Regions from separate parts of the Homo sapiens genome. Here region 1 is linked to region 2. A link is an interaction called in ENCODE POLR2A ChIA-PET data of the cell type or tissue named here. Cell type or tissue: IMR-90. All regions are shown on one strand. Links, peaks and the distances in the headings refer to the core of each region. The heading gives the core; the rest is flanking DNA. Region 1 overlaps RAD51B-AS1 (RAD51B antisense RNA 1). Region 2 has its middle 32 kb from the start of ZFP36L1.

What was found. Peaks named below come from ENCODE experiments on the same cell type or tissue, not always from the same donor. Only the 100,000 strongest peaks of a DNase experiment are listed, where the experiment ranks them.
Region 1: POLR2A ChIA-PET joins it to region 2 with 14 read pairs; 7 of 35 experiments call an interaction of 5 or more read pairs at or near these places.

What each region holds. Positions count from the first base shown.
Region 1 is chr14:68,629,717-68,636,445 of GRCh38, forward strand. RAD51B-AS1 (RAD51B antisense RNA 1) reads right to left here. Exons shown (of 4, transcript XR_007064220.1): 4 at 6,052-6,729. It also overlaps a transcript of RAD51B not described here. Among named protein-coding and RNA genes, the nearest start is that of RAD51B-AS1, 52 kb to the right of the region's middle. In IMR-90, for the core only: no CTCF peak of the experiment used is centred there; no DNase peak of the experiment used is centred there; H3K27ac peaks cover 1,108 bases.
Region 2 is chr14:68,821,961-68,828,689 of GRCh38, forward strand. No RefSeq gene overlaps it. Among named protein-coding and RNA genes, the nearest start is that of ZFP36L1, 32 kb to the left of the region's middle. RefSeq lists enhancers at 580-639, 1,220-1,319, 2,756-2,955, 2,952-3,246, 3,126-3,175. In IMR-90, for the core only: a CTCF peak has its summit at 3,082 (motif pointing left); a DNase peak (open chromatin) is centred at 3,071.

The DNA.
Region 1 (6,729 bases), core at 2,087-4,586, 190 kb before region 2:
AAATCCCAGGGTCGGACTTACATTCCCCAGCTGCAAAAAGCATACATACGTCCTAAGATATTTATTTTTAATCATACTTTATAATTTTCACATTTCACATATTGTTACATTTCACCAATACTCTAATACTTGAGTATTAAAGCTAATCCACCATAGACCAACAGTCTAACTTTGCAAATGAAGGAACTTGTCCAGAGCCATTCAGAAAGACAGGGCAGAGGCGAGCCTGGAGGCCAAGCCTCCTGTCCCTATGACCAGGTTTGGTCCCTTCTAACATGCTAGTCATGAACTAAAAGACCAGGTTTCCTACCACTTCTCACAAAATTCTTATCACGTCAGGGAGGATTCTGACTCCACAGTAAGAAGCTTTGGAAAAAGGTTTTTGGTATTCAGGTAGCTTTGAGGAGAGGGAGTCTCTTCTCAGTACAGCCCCTAGGAATGCCGAGTTTGCCAGGACTGTGCTCACAAGCTTAGAGACGTAAGTCACGTTCCATTGCCTGGGTTGCTAAGTGGCAGAGAAATCCTGGGTGTTTGTTTCCAGGCACTCTTGAGCCTCCGGAGGAATTTCTTCAAGCAACACTAACTGTCCTTTCACCACTCTGTTGGCCAGTGAACCCCCTATCTCTGTAGATGACAGCAGCCCGCTCTTTCTCCCCCACTAGTCCCCCTGCAGCAGGTCAGCCTGGAGCCACATCTGGGAAGGTGTGACCTAGAACTTGACCTCCTTCCCTGATGAGTATGCAGAATCTCCCCAGCTATAAAATAGCATGGCCGTCCCTACCCCACCCCCCATGCACCTCCGGACTTGGAGACATTGGAAGGTTTACTTCAGCACATTTGTGATGCGATACTAGCTGCTTGGAGAGAAACCTTCACCAGCAGCCTCATCCTATAGCAGTGCCTGCCCATCTGGGCAGGAGGTGCCAGGGTTTATACTCCCCTGAGCTTCAGAGGGTGGGATCGTTCCAGACAACCTTCGGCCGGTAACTTCTACGGGCACATCCTTTTTTTCGTATGTTCTACATTGACCCATACCACCACCACCATTCCAACCCCTTGAACCAACCCCTGGTTTCAAGCTCTCCCAGGCTGGCAGATGAAGGAACATTTCAAAGCCATCACGTGGTAATACTGCCTGCTGGCCAACAACTCCATTTCAACAGCGTCACCTTTGGACTGTTCAGCAGTGTTTGTGCAAGTATTTGAATATTTTCTGGCATTTTGGCCCTATTATTTTATAATAATAAGTGGAAATGGAAAAATGAAGTGCTGATTCTCATGATAAGAAGGGCAGGTCTCACAGAGCTCATATAATTGAGGCAAAGATGGAAATCATTAGGCACGCTGAAAGTGGGATTATGTAGCCTCAATCAAATGCTCACTGGAGTTAAGCCTGTCAACTATGTGTCCAATTGTTAAAAAAAAATGAATACAATTAGGGAGCATATATGAAATTCTGGACGTATATGGTCAAAGACTGTGTCTAAAAGGCGGGTGTAGTTGGGATATACTGGATTCCCTCAATTCTAAAGCTGCATTGATTTAATAGCAGTTTTCCAGGACTGGGTTGGGAAGACACTGTGAGACCAGAAATCAGGAAAATACAGTGATAATATTGTTTCACTTCCTGGGAACAGAACCGTCCCTCATAACATGCAAGTGTACTGCTTGCCCCTGGCATGGTGGACCAGAGGGTTTTCAGGACAGTATTAGGGTATGGGAGGAGGGAGTGGCCTGGAGATTGATCCCTTGGGGAGTCACTACAGCTCGGAAGCCGGGGACAGGCCTTTAGTTAATGTGCTAGAATGGATGGAACTTGACTCAAGAGAGGCCCTCATGCCACAAGGTTTTGAATCTCCCATGTGCCCGGCATATAGAAAATTTAGGGAGTTAAAAGCAAAGAGTATAAGGTGCACCTTTTCCTCTTTGGGCACTCGTCCCTTTACCACTGTCCCAGCTCTCCCTGGGGGCCATGCTGTCACTGGCAGCCTTTGCACGGTCTGTTCCCTCTGCTGGGAGTGTCTGTCCTACCTCCTTGGCTGCCTGGCCAGCTCTGGCTCACCCTTGAAGACGCCGCTCAGGCTCCTGCCTCCCCAGGCTCCAGTGTCTGTGTGTGCGCTGCGTGCTGGCCATCCACCTCATATTCTTGCTCTGTCCACACTGTATAACCATCACTGGCTGGCCTGGGAGAGTTTGAAGATGAGATTTCTTGTTCATCTTTCGATCCTCTGCATCCCAGGAGCCCTCAGTGAGGGTTTACTGAGTGAAGCAGGCCAGGAAGGAATGCTGCGTTCTCAGGAAGACCTCTTCAGCAAAACACTGTTGACCTTTGCCTTTGCATCATGCGCCAGGCATGACCTAGCACAGCCATTTTAAACCTCTGAGACACCAAGAAACTCTTTCTTTCTTCTCCAGAAGCCAAACCATTTGTTTCTAAATTCCGCTTTCTTTGCCTCCGAGGCCCCCTCATCTGGAGCCTTCTTGCCCATCTAGTGTCTGGAGCTTCACATCCTCCGGGAGGTTCTTTACTGATACTTTCAGTAAGTAAAGCCACTGACTTTTCCTTCAGCTGTGGGGTGCTCGCTGAATTCTTACCACTTCTTCAGGGAAAAACAACCTAGAAGCACTCTCTGATCCAAAGTGTTTCTCAGGGAGAGCGGCCAAGTGAGCACAGGAGCCGCTCGGCCGTCTGGGACTGTGATGTGATGTCTGAACAGCCTCTTTAGAAACACTGCAGCCTTTTCCAGGGATGCCATCCAGACGGGGACATCCCTCACAAGTTGTCTAGGGTCCTGGGGATGGAGGCCGGGAGCTCCGGATCGAGGGATTTAGCCTTATGGGGCCTGGTTGGCCCCGCCAGGCCAGCTGTGAATGAGGAGGGTGTCTGAGCTCTGTTTTGCACCCGTCCACTCACCAACTTATTCTTGACCTAACACACCATGCCCCTGCTGCCCTTGGCTGTGACGATGGGAAGCAACTGTCCAAAAAGCCTGAGGGGAGCCAGCTCCAACAAACCCACCGTTGGCCCACCATGCCCACCCTACTCAGCGCAATGACCAGTGGGTCTTTATGTTTTACAGTCAGGGCCTTGCTCTGTTGCCCAGGCTGGAGTGCAGTGGTACGATCACAGCTCACTGCAGCCTTGACCACCCAGGCTCAAGTGATCCTCCCACCCCAGCCTCCTGAGTAGCTGGTACTGTAAGCACACACCACCATGCCCAGCTAATTTTTTCTTTTTTCTTTTTCTTTTTCTTTTTTTTTTTTTTTTTTTTTTTTTTTTTTTGGAGAGAGGGGTTCTCACCATCTTGCCCAGGCTGGTCTTGAACACATGGGCTCAAGTGATCCTCCTGTCTTGGCCTCCCAAAGTGCTGAAGTGCTGGGATTATAGGCATGAGCCACCACACCCAGCCCTGGGCCTCTTTTTGAGGACACCAATGCCATTGCCTCCTGGCTAAACTGCTCTCCACACAAGTTAGTTCCACAGACTCTCCAGGTCCTTGGGACCCCATGAAACTCTCTGGGGCTGTGCCCAGAGTCCACTTGACAGAAACCTGATTCTTTTCCTGTGAGGCAAACAGCTGTGATCGGGACATGTCTGTCAGGGGATGACTTGGCAGAGCTACAACGCCAAGGCTCGGATGCATATTTTTTATGTGATTTCTTAAAATTCAAGCAGGAGAATACGCCTTCCCCCAAACGGCTGGCTCCCCCACTGCATTCGCATTCCCCCCACGATGTATAACAGGAGTCCGCAGCCCACCCCTGGAGAGGACAAGGCTGTAATTCAGCAAGGCTCCAGTGACATCCTGACCGTGAGAGTGCAGCTGGGGCAGTTTATGAACAGTGCTCTAGTCCCTGGGGGAAGTTAGCTCTGTTCTCCAGCCCACAAGAGTCTATTGTTCGCTTTCTTGTTTTTCTCCAAATGTTTAGATGTGCTCAGAGCACAGAAAAGCCCGAAACCCAGGCCACCAGCCAGGGCGATCCTGAAGCAGGGAAGCCTGTGGGCTGGAGCTCGTGGGGCTACCCCCACCCACACACACCCATTGTTGTTCCTACCTCGCCCTAAGATGTGACCGTCCTGGAGGACAGAGGTAAGGGAGTGGCCTCTTTTTGGCCAGGGCTGTTTGGACAACAGTGGGCTTGGATTGTTCCAGCAAGTGAGGTATGAGACCACAGCTCAGGCTCACTTGGGTGGTAGCCAGAAGCAACTGCCCAAGTTACCTTGGGCCCATCCAAAATGTGCACAGAGAGAGTTTGGCAACTGTCTTCCAGTTGCTTGTCACTGACCAAGACTGCTGAAGTTTGACAGGAATAAGCAAGTTCTGGCCTCCTGTCTGCATCAAGAATCTGGGCTCCAAGGTACAGCCTCTTGAGTTGGACTCCTGCCATCAGCTCTTCCTAACTGTGCAAACTTGGGCAAGTTACTTAGCCTCTCTGAGCCTCAGTTTCCTCCTGGGTAAAATGGCACCTACCTCGTAGAGTTACTGAGGATTCAACAAGGTAATCAAGGTAAGCACTCGCACAGAATGAGCCCTCAATACATACTGGTTATTCTTTGTATTATTACTGTTATCAATGATTACTAGTACACCATCCCAAAGTCACCTCCTCTGCTTAGAGCATCCATTTTTGTACCTAAACCGAATGCCTTCAACAGTCTCCAGTTGTGGGTCAGAGAACAGCTGTGCAAGAACGGCAATGCCAGAGGAATGAAGGATGAAGTGCCTTGTGATGTGGGGAGGAGAGAACGTGCTCAAAAGCCCGTCGCCTTTGCCTCCCACTCCCCTTAGCCCCAGATCCCTTTCTCCAGGGCTCATATTACCTGCCCTCCCCCAGTGGCTGGGATTCTCAGCCTGCCACTGGCTCCACAGTCCCTACAGAGCCACCGAAACCCTCCCACCCCTGCCTGGAAAATGCCTCTCCCCCGTATACCACCTTGGCGGCCACCACTAGTCAGCCAGTAATGGGGTGGGGGTGAGACGGAGGTGGAGCCTCTGGAAATGGTGCTAGATCAAGGGAGAAGGAGATCCAGGACCCCAACTCCGTAGGCCTGGGATGCTGAGTACAGTTTAGAGATTGGGGATTCATTTACACCAGCTTGGGGGGCTTTGGTGTGAAGGGAGATGGACAGAGTATGAGGGAGGAGGAAAAGGTAGAGGGTAGAGGAATGCATCCTGAATCCTAGTCCTTTCTGACTGGGACAGTTCACATCCATAAACGAGGCTCTGGGGCCTGCCTCAAGAAATGGAACTATGATGATCCCCCTTTGGATGCATTAATCCTTTCAAAAATAAGACTCTGGGAGCCTCCGGTGACAGGGCCATATGGTTTCCTTATCTTCCTTATCTTCCAGCACTCACCTTCCATTTGGAATGTTTATCCCAAGATAATGATCAGATTCCACTTAGGGTGATTGAATGGGGGCCTCTGAGTATCCCCCCCTCAATTTCAAATGAATGGGTGATCCGATCCAATAATAGATGAGCCTAACAGTCTCCTGCTAATGGATGGGGCTCCTCAGCCCCATGCCATGCACCCCCAACTTCCTTTTCCTGCAAATATCCACCCCCTTCAACCTGGGCAACTCCACTTTTACCTGCTTTATATAGTGGAGGGTGCTCTGTGTAAAATTTCTAGTGAGCCAAATGGAACTGCTTTAAACTATGTTTAAAAACCAGAGATGTGATGCTAACTCAGCGATTTTCAATAGAAATGTAATGCAAGCCACAAATGCAAGCTACACGTGTCATTTTAAATTTTCTGATAGCCACACATCTGTAAAAATAAACAGATGAAATTAATTTTAAGGATATATTTTATTTGAAATCTAATTTATATCATAGTTATTTAATATAATTAATATATACTATATTTTATTAAACCCCAAAATATTTTAACTTGTTACCAATATAAAAATTATTTGTGAGGTATTTCACCTTCACTTCTTTGTACTTAGTCTTCAATATCCAGAGTATATATTGATTCTGACTAGCCACATTTCAAATGCTCAGTTGCCCCTGGGCTAGTGGCTATTGTATTAGATAGGGCAGATCTAGACAGACCACACTAAGAACCTAGGGCAAGGACAAACTCTGATGGGCATAGTTGAGCTGGCTGCTAGAGAGAGACCCTTTGAGAAGAAGAGCAATTTACAACTTTGCTCTGAGTCTAAGTGGAGATCTAGCCATCATCTTGCTACCTCTCCTTGCCTTTCCCCTCCCAGGGAGGAAAACACATAGGACACAGCATTTTTTTTTTTAAGTGATAGCAGTTTTAATTGCTACTAATTTAATGGCAGTCATTTCACCTGCTAATAAAATTGTCCATTGAGGCCTCCAGCCGTGAGTGCTTTTTTCCATGGACTGTTTAAAAGTGAAGCTAATGCTGATTGTCACCAAACATCCATGTCATGGATCCACTGTACTTTGTCTGAAGAAGGGGAGGCCCGACTGGGGTAGACAGAGTCAGCTTTGGGTGATCACTGCCAGTAGACACCCTCTGATTCCAGAGAACAGGAGACACAATTCAGCCTTTGACAGGACATTCAGATAAGTGTTCACTAGTCAATCGGATACCATATTTAAGGCTGGGCGTGGTGGCTCACACGTGTCATCTCAACACATAGGGAGGCTGAGGTGGGTGGATCATTTGAGGTCAGGAGTTCGAGACCAGCCTGGCCAACATGGTGAAACCACGTCTCTACTAAAAATACAAAAATTAGCTGGGCAT
Region 2 (6,729 bases), core at 1,666-4,165:
ATAATGACCACCTTGCCAGGGGCAAGGAGACCAGAGGCAGGGCCCTAACCCACGGGCAGCTGCAGCTGGAATATATGAGACAGTGTGTGTGTGCTCACATGTCCACAGCCGAGCTCACCTCCAGACAGTTATGCACCCCTACCGCTCACCCCATCCCACCTCATCCTCACCAAGGCAGGTCTACTCAGTAAGTCAGGCTGAAAACATGAGCCTGGGGAGTTGGGACTTCTTAACTGCCACCCCCACCTGCACCCCATCCAGGATGAAAGAAGCATTATCCAGCAAGGACATGGCCACTGAAAGTGCCACCAAGGACCGGCCAAGGGGAGGGGAAGGGCTCCCTACAGCCCTTCCCCTGCTGGCTGAGTTGAATGGCCAGGGACTTACCCAGGCTGGTACAAAGCCACTGGCCCCAGGGCCATCCCCTTATAACACAGCACTTCCTGGGTGTCAGTGCATGCTGAGTATGTCACGTGTATTTCTTAAACCACTAAGATTTTACCAGTGACTTATCCAAGGTCACCAGGCCAGTGTGTAGAAAATTTGCATTCTGGTGTGAGCCACTCAAAGGTCCACACCCACATTTCTACACATCCCCTAATAAAAGCCAAGGGGCCCACAACGCTCCCCTGTGAACCTCACATGGCTGCCTGTCTAGGGGAAATGAAGGAAATCCCTTCACACGGAGCCCCTGCCCCAGCCGTGCTCCAGTCCCTCTCTTTTCCCCTGCCCTAGCTGACCCCACAGCTAAGCCCACCTTTTGGCATTCAGGGTGCACCTCCTGCCCCAGGGAACTCCCAGATGAGCTGGAGGGAACAGTCTGCACTGGGGCTCTGGGTGGAAGGGAAGAGGATGGGGGCTAACCAGGTCCTGGGCACATAGGGCCTCATGTGGGAAGGAAAATGCTCCCTCAGAGGGTCAGATGCTCTCAACCAGTTCCCACCCCCTGCTGCTGTCACAGAGAACTTCCTTGGCAGAGAGGGGAGAGAGCAAGCTAGATCTTGCTCCAGGTGTCTTGGCTGACCTGAAAACCCCAGGGCGCCCTGAGGGAAAGAAAGCCAGGGAAGGGATGCATGGGAAGCTGGGTGATTATTGCCCTCTATTCCAGGGTTGGGGGTGGGGACCACCTGTCCAGGGAGCATAGCCTAGCTGAGGGGCAGGAATGGGCCCCTGCCTGTCCCAGGGTCAGCCCAGGGTCAGATGGGGCCAACTATAGTCCCCACGGCCAGGACATGGCTGCTGAGAGGCCCGGTGACCACAGCTGTGTTCTCTGGGCTCTGGTTGAAGCACTTTGCATGCATTAATCCTAAAGCCGATCTTTACAGCCTCCCTGAAAGGAAGGTGCATGAGGTCCCTGTTTTACAGATGAAGAAACTAAGGCTCACAGATTGGAGAAATGTGCCCATAGCTAGGTGGCCAGGAAACAGTACAGTCAGGATTCACATCCTTCTGATTCCAAAGGCTTTGCCCTTGACAACTGCTTAGAGCTTTTCTGCTGGCTGTGCCTAGCACCAGGCTGGCACCTCAGATGTTCAGGTATTCACTGGGATGAGGGAGGGAGTGGACAGGTAAGGGGATATGTGAGAGGATATGGGGATGAGTGGGAGGGCAAGTGAGTGTATAAGCGCGCATGGGTGAGTGAGTGGTTGAGCAGTCAGTGGACATGCAGACTAGTAAATGAATGTTGCGGTGGTTAAAGGGTTGACCTAGAGAGAGGAGCAATCGCTGCTCTGTCAAATGGCCTCTGGGAGTGAAGAGGGAATGGGGCTTTTGAGAAATTGGGTGGCCCACTGGGATCTGGCTTACCATGAATAATAGCCCCCAGGTGGTCTCCCCCCCTGGAAAGAACCCTACCCAGAAAGGGACTCTGGAGGCCACAGGGCTTCTGCTTGCCAGGCACACACACATTCCATGACCAAGTAATGGGCTGGCCAGGTCAATCATCTACAGGGCTTTGGGAGCTCCATTGCTTAAGAGGAACCTGGGCCACGTATCGATCTGCCCACCCCTGCTGGGAGGAAAAGAAGAAAAAGAGATCCATTGGTTCTGCCCAAGGTGGAGGTGGGGGTGGGTGGCCAAGAGGCCCCAACTGCTGTCCTGGAAAGGCAAGTAGGCCTGGCCAGGGCAGAACTCCTTTGCACTGGCTGTTGGGCCCTGGGGGTCACTGCCCGGGCCCTGTTTGCCCAAGGGGGTGGGTGCAAGGTGGTGCGGATGTGACTCAGCAAGGGGTCACTGCCATGGACAGGGAAGGCCAATGGGGTAAGGGGCAGGCTGGACTGGACCCAGGAGTCAGGATAACTTGGCAAAAAGGGGCTGTGGATCTTGGGGCTGCAGGCAGGGAAACATAGGGATCTATAGCCCACCAACACCTTCCATGAGGCACAAGGGGAAAGTAACTGGACCAAGTCAAGGGCAACTCCATGAGTTAAAGGGCACACAGGGGAACTCTCCCATCCAGCCCTCAGCCAGCTCTCCAAGGAAGACTGGAGTAAGCCAGGGGCAGGTGCTGGCCAGCGTGCTTCTGGAGAACAAGTCCCAGATGCTGCTCAACTTGGGGTCAGAGGAAGCCAAGAGGGGACCCCAGAGCCATGCCTGGTCAGGCACAGCCCCTCCCCAGCAGTGAGTTTGTACCCACTGCCCACTTCGGGAGTGGGGGCTTGTCATGACATACAGTGAGCTAACAGAGGGTATGAAGGGCCTCCTGGAGGGGGTGGGGTGCACAGGAAACTGCTCAACACCTTGGTGCCCTCCCCTGTGCACTCAGGTCTTGCATGAGCTGCCTGTCCTGGAGGAATCCTTGAAGGGGACAGACAGCACCATCCTCCCTCACCTTTCTGCACAGAGTCCCAGGAACCTGAGCAGGGCAAATGTTTTCACCACCCTGTTCTGAGAACAAATTGAGCAGGCCTATTAGCCCCATATTCCCACATGTGGTCCTGGAGACTACGCTCCATCCTGGAAAATGCCATAGAGGTCACTTTGGGCATGCGGCACAGCGGCTGTCCGAGGGGGTGTGTTTAGGGCTGGACACCTTCCGGTCCAGCACAGGCCATGAGGAGCAGGCGAGTGCCCTCTAGTGGCCTCTCCCGGCACGGGTTGCATAGAGCCCCACTTCCCAAAGACAGCTCGCCTAGGAGCACAGGGACAATCCCAGTCTCCTTCCTACAGGGTCTGGAAGCGTTGTGCAACTAACCCTCAATTTTTTCAAAAGAAAAAAGGAAGTGATAGATCTACATCAGAAGGTCATTGCAAGATGGAAGAACAACATATACAGCCCTTTAGCATGGCTTTCTTCAAATATTAGTGATGACAACACCAACAAGAGTAAAAGTTATCTTAATCCTCACAATGACCCATGAGGTAGGTGTTACTATTTCTAGTTCACAAATGAAAAAGGGGTGGCCAGGCACGGTGGCTCACGCCTGTAATCCCAGCACTTTGGGAGGCCGAGGCGGGTGCATCACTTGAGGCCAGGAGTTTGAGATCAGCCTGGTCAACATGGTGAAACCCCGTCTCTGCTAAAAACACAAAAATTAGCCAGGCATGCTGGCAGGCGCCTGTAATCTCAGCTACTTGGGAGGCTGAGGCATGAGAATAGCTTGAACCCACGAGCCAGAGGTTGCAGTGAGCCGAGATTGCACCGCTGCACTCCAGCCTGGGCAACAAAGCAAGACTCTGCCTCAAATAAAAACAAAATAAAACAAACAAAAAATACAAATGAAAAAGATACAGAACTTGGGTTTTTCAACTCAGCTGTGATGGCAAACTTGTGCTGGTGTTTAGGCACTCGACTTTAACTGCTCAGATTTTAACAAGAGGCTATTTCCAACCAAAAGCGTAGCTTTTTCTCTCCTGTCTCCTGCTCCCAAGAGAGACTGCACTGTTGAGGAGAAAGCAGGGAAATGGCTCTTCCTCCTCTCTGTGGTAAAAAGGATCAATGATAAACTTTTCCTTATCTTGTTATACTTTACAAAGGCCTTTCACCTGTGTTATCTTATTTGCACGTCACACCAGCCCTGTGAGGGAGGAAGTATTAGCCCCATCCAATATGTAACTCCAAAGGTAGCTGTCCACTTAACTTCCAGCCCTGCAGCTACACAAGCCCCATGGGACCAAACCCAAATGAAGTCTCAATAAATTTAAAAAGATAACTGTCATATAAAGTATCTCCTTGGACCACAACAGGATGAAGTTAAAAAATCAATAACAGAAATATAACTGAAGGCCGGTCGTGGTGGCTCACGCCTGTAATCCCAGCAATTTGGGAGGCCTCGGAGGTGGGCAGATCACTTGAGCCCAGAATTCGAGAACAGCCTGGGCAACATGCTGAAACCCCATCTCTACAAAATAATAATAATAATAATAATAATAATAATAAATAAAAAATAGCCAGGCATGGTGGCGCACACCTGTAGTCCCAGCTACTCTTAGAGGCTGAGGTGGGAAGATCATCTGAGCCTGGGAAGGTTGGGGCTGCAGTGAGCTGTGATCACACCACTGCACTCCAGTCTGGGCGACAGAGTGAGACCCTGTCTACAAAAAAAGAAAAGAAAAGGAAATACAACTGGAAAATTCACAAATTTGTGAAAAAACAATGCACTCTTAACCAATGGATCAAAGAAGACATCACAAAGGAAACCAGAAAATACCTAGAAATAAAAGAAAATGAAAACACAACAAAGCAAAATGTATGAGATACAACAAAAGCAGCGCTAAGGAGAAAATTTATAGCTATAAGTAACACAACATAGCAAAATGTATGACATACAATAAAAGCAGTGCTAAGGTGGAAATTTATAGCTGTAAGTGTTTACATTAAAAAACAAGAAAGATTTCAAATCAACAACCTAACTTTACAACTTGAGGAAGTATAAAGAGAAAACCAAACAACCCAATATTTAAATAAATTTAAAAAGATAACTGTCATATAAAGTATCTCCTCGGACCACAACAGGATGAAGTTAAAAATCAATAACAGAAATATAACTGGAGGCCAGTCGTGGTAGTCAAAATAAATATTAGCAACAAATGAAACTGAGAATAGAAACACAATAGAAAAGGCTGGGCACAGTTATTCATGCCTGTAATCCCAGCACTCTGGGAGGCCAAGGCAGGCAGATCACTTGAGCTCAGGAGTTCAAGACCAGCATGGGCAACATGGCAAAACCCCACCTCTACCAAAAATACAAAAAATTAGCTGGGCATGGCGGTGTGTGCCTGTAGTCCCAGCTACTCAGGAGGCTGAAATGGGCGGATCGCTTGAGCCTGGGAAGCAGAAGTTGCAGGGAGCCAAGATCATGCCACTGCACCCCAGCCTGGGCAACAGAGCAAGACCCCATTTCAGAAAAAGAAAAAGAAAAACAATAGAGATAAACCAGCGAAACAAAAAGTTTGTTTTTTGAAATGATCAACAAAATTGAAAAACCTTTAGCTAGATGGACTAATAAAAGAGAGAGAGAAGCCTCAAATTACTGAAATCAGAAATGAAAGTGGGGACATTTGGCCGGGCGCGGTGGCTCACTCCTGTAATCCCAGCACTTTGGGAGGCCAAGGCGGGTGTTATCACCTGATGTCAGGAGTTCGAGACCAGCCTGGCCAATATGGTGAAACCCTGTCTCTACTAAAAAAGTACAAAAATTAGCCAGGCGTGGTGGCACATGCCTGTAATGCCCAGCTACTCAGGAGGCTGAGGCAGGAGAATCTCTTGAACCTGGTAGGCGGAGGTTGCAGTGAGCCAAGATCGCGCCATTGCACTCCAGCCTGAGTGACAAGAGTGAGACTCCGTCTCACAAAAAGAAAAAAAAAAAAAGAAAGAAAGTGGGGACGTTTATTTCCAATTCTATGGAAATAAAAAGGATTCTGAGAGTACTATGAACAATTGTACACCAACAAATTGGATAGCCTAGGTGAAATAGACATATTCATAAAACCTACCAAGACTAAATCAAGAAGAAATTGAAAATCTGAATAGATCTATAACTAGTAAAGAGATTGACTCAGTAATCAAAACCTTCCAATAAAGAAAAGCTCTAGACTTGATGGATTCACTGGTGAATCCTATCAAATATCTAAAGAACTAACACCTATTTTTTTCAAACGTTTTTAAAAATTAAAAAGGAGGGGTTGGGCAAAGTGGCTCATACCTGTAATCTCAGCACTTTGGGAAACCAAGACAGGCAGATTGCTTGAGAGTTTGAGACCAGCCTGGGAAACACAGTGAGACCTTGTCCCTACAAGAAATACAAAAATTAGTCAAGCATCATGGTGCACACCTGTGGTCCCAGCTACTCTGGAGGCTGAGGCGAGAGAATCATTTGAGCCCAGGAAGTTGAGGCTGCAGTTAGCCATGATCATGCTGTGCACTCCAGCCTAGGCAACAGAGCGAGACCCTATCTAAAAAAAAAAAAAAAAAAAAAAAGGAGAAAACACTTCCTAATTCATTCTATGAGGCCAGTATTACCCTGAAAGCAATGCCAGACAGACATGCCAAGAAAACAATAGACCAATATCCCTTAAGAACATTGATGCAAGAACCTCAACAAAATACTGGCAAGCCAAATTCAGCAGCATATTAAAAGGATTACATACATGACCAAGTGAAATTTATTCCCAGAATTCAAGGATGGATCAACATACAAAAAATGATCAATATAATGTACCACATTAACAGACAAAAGGGAAAAATGATAATCTCAACTGATGCAAAAAAAGCATTTGTCAAAATTCAAT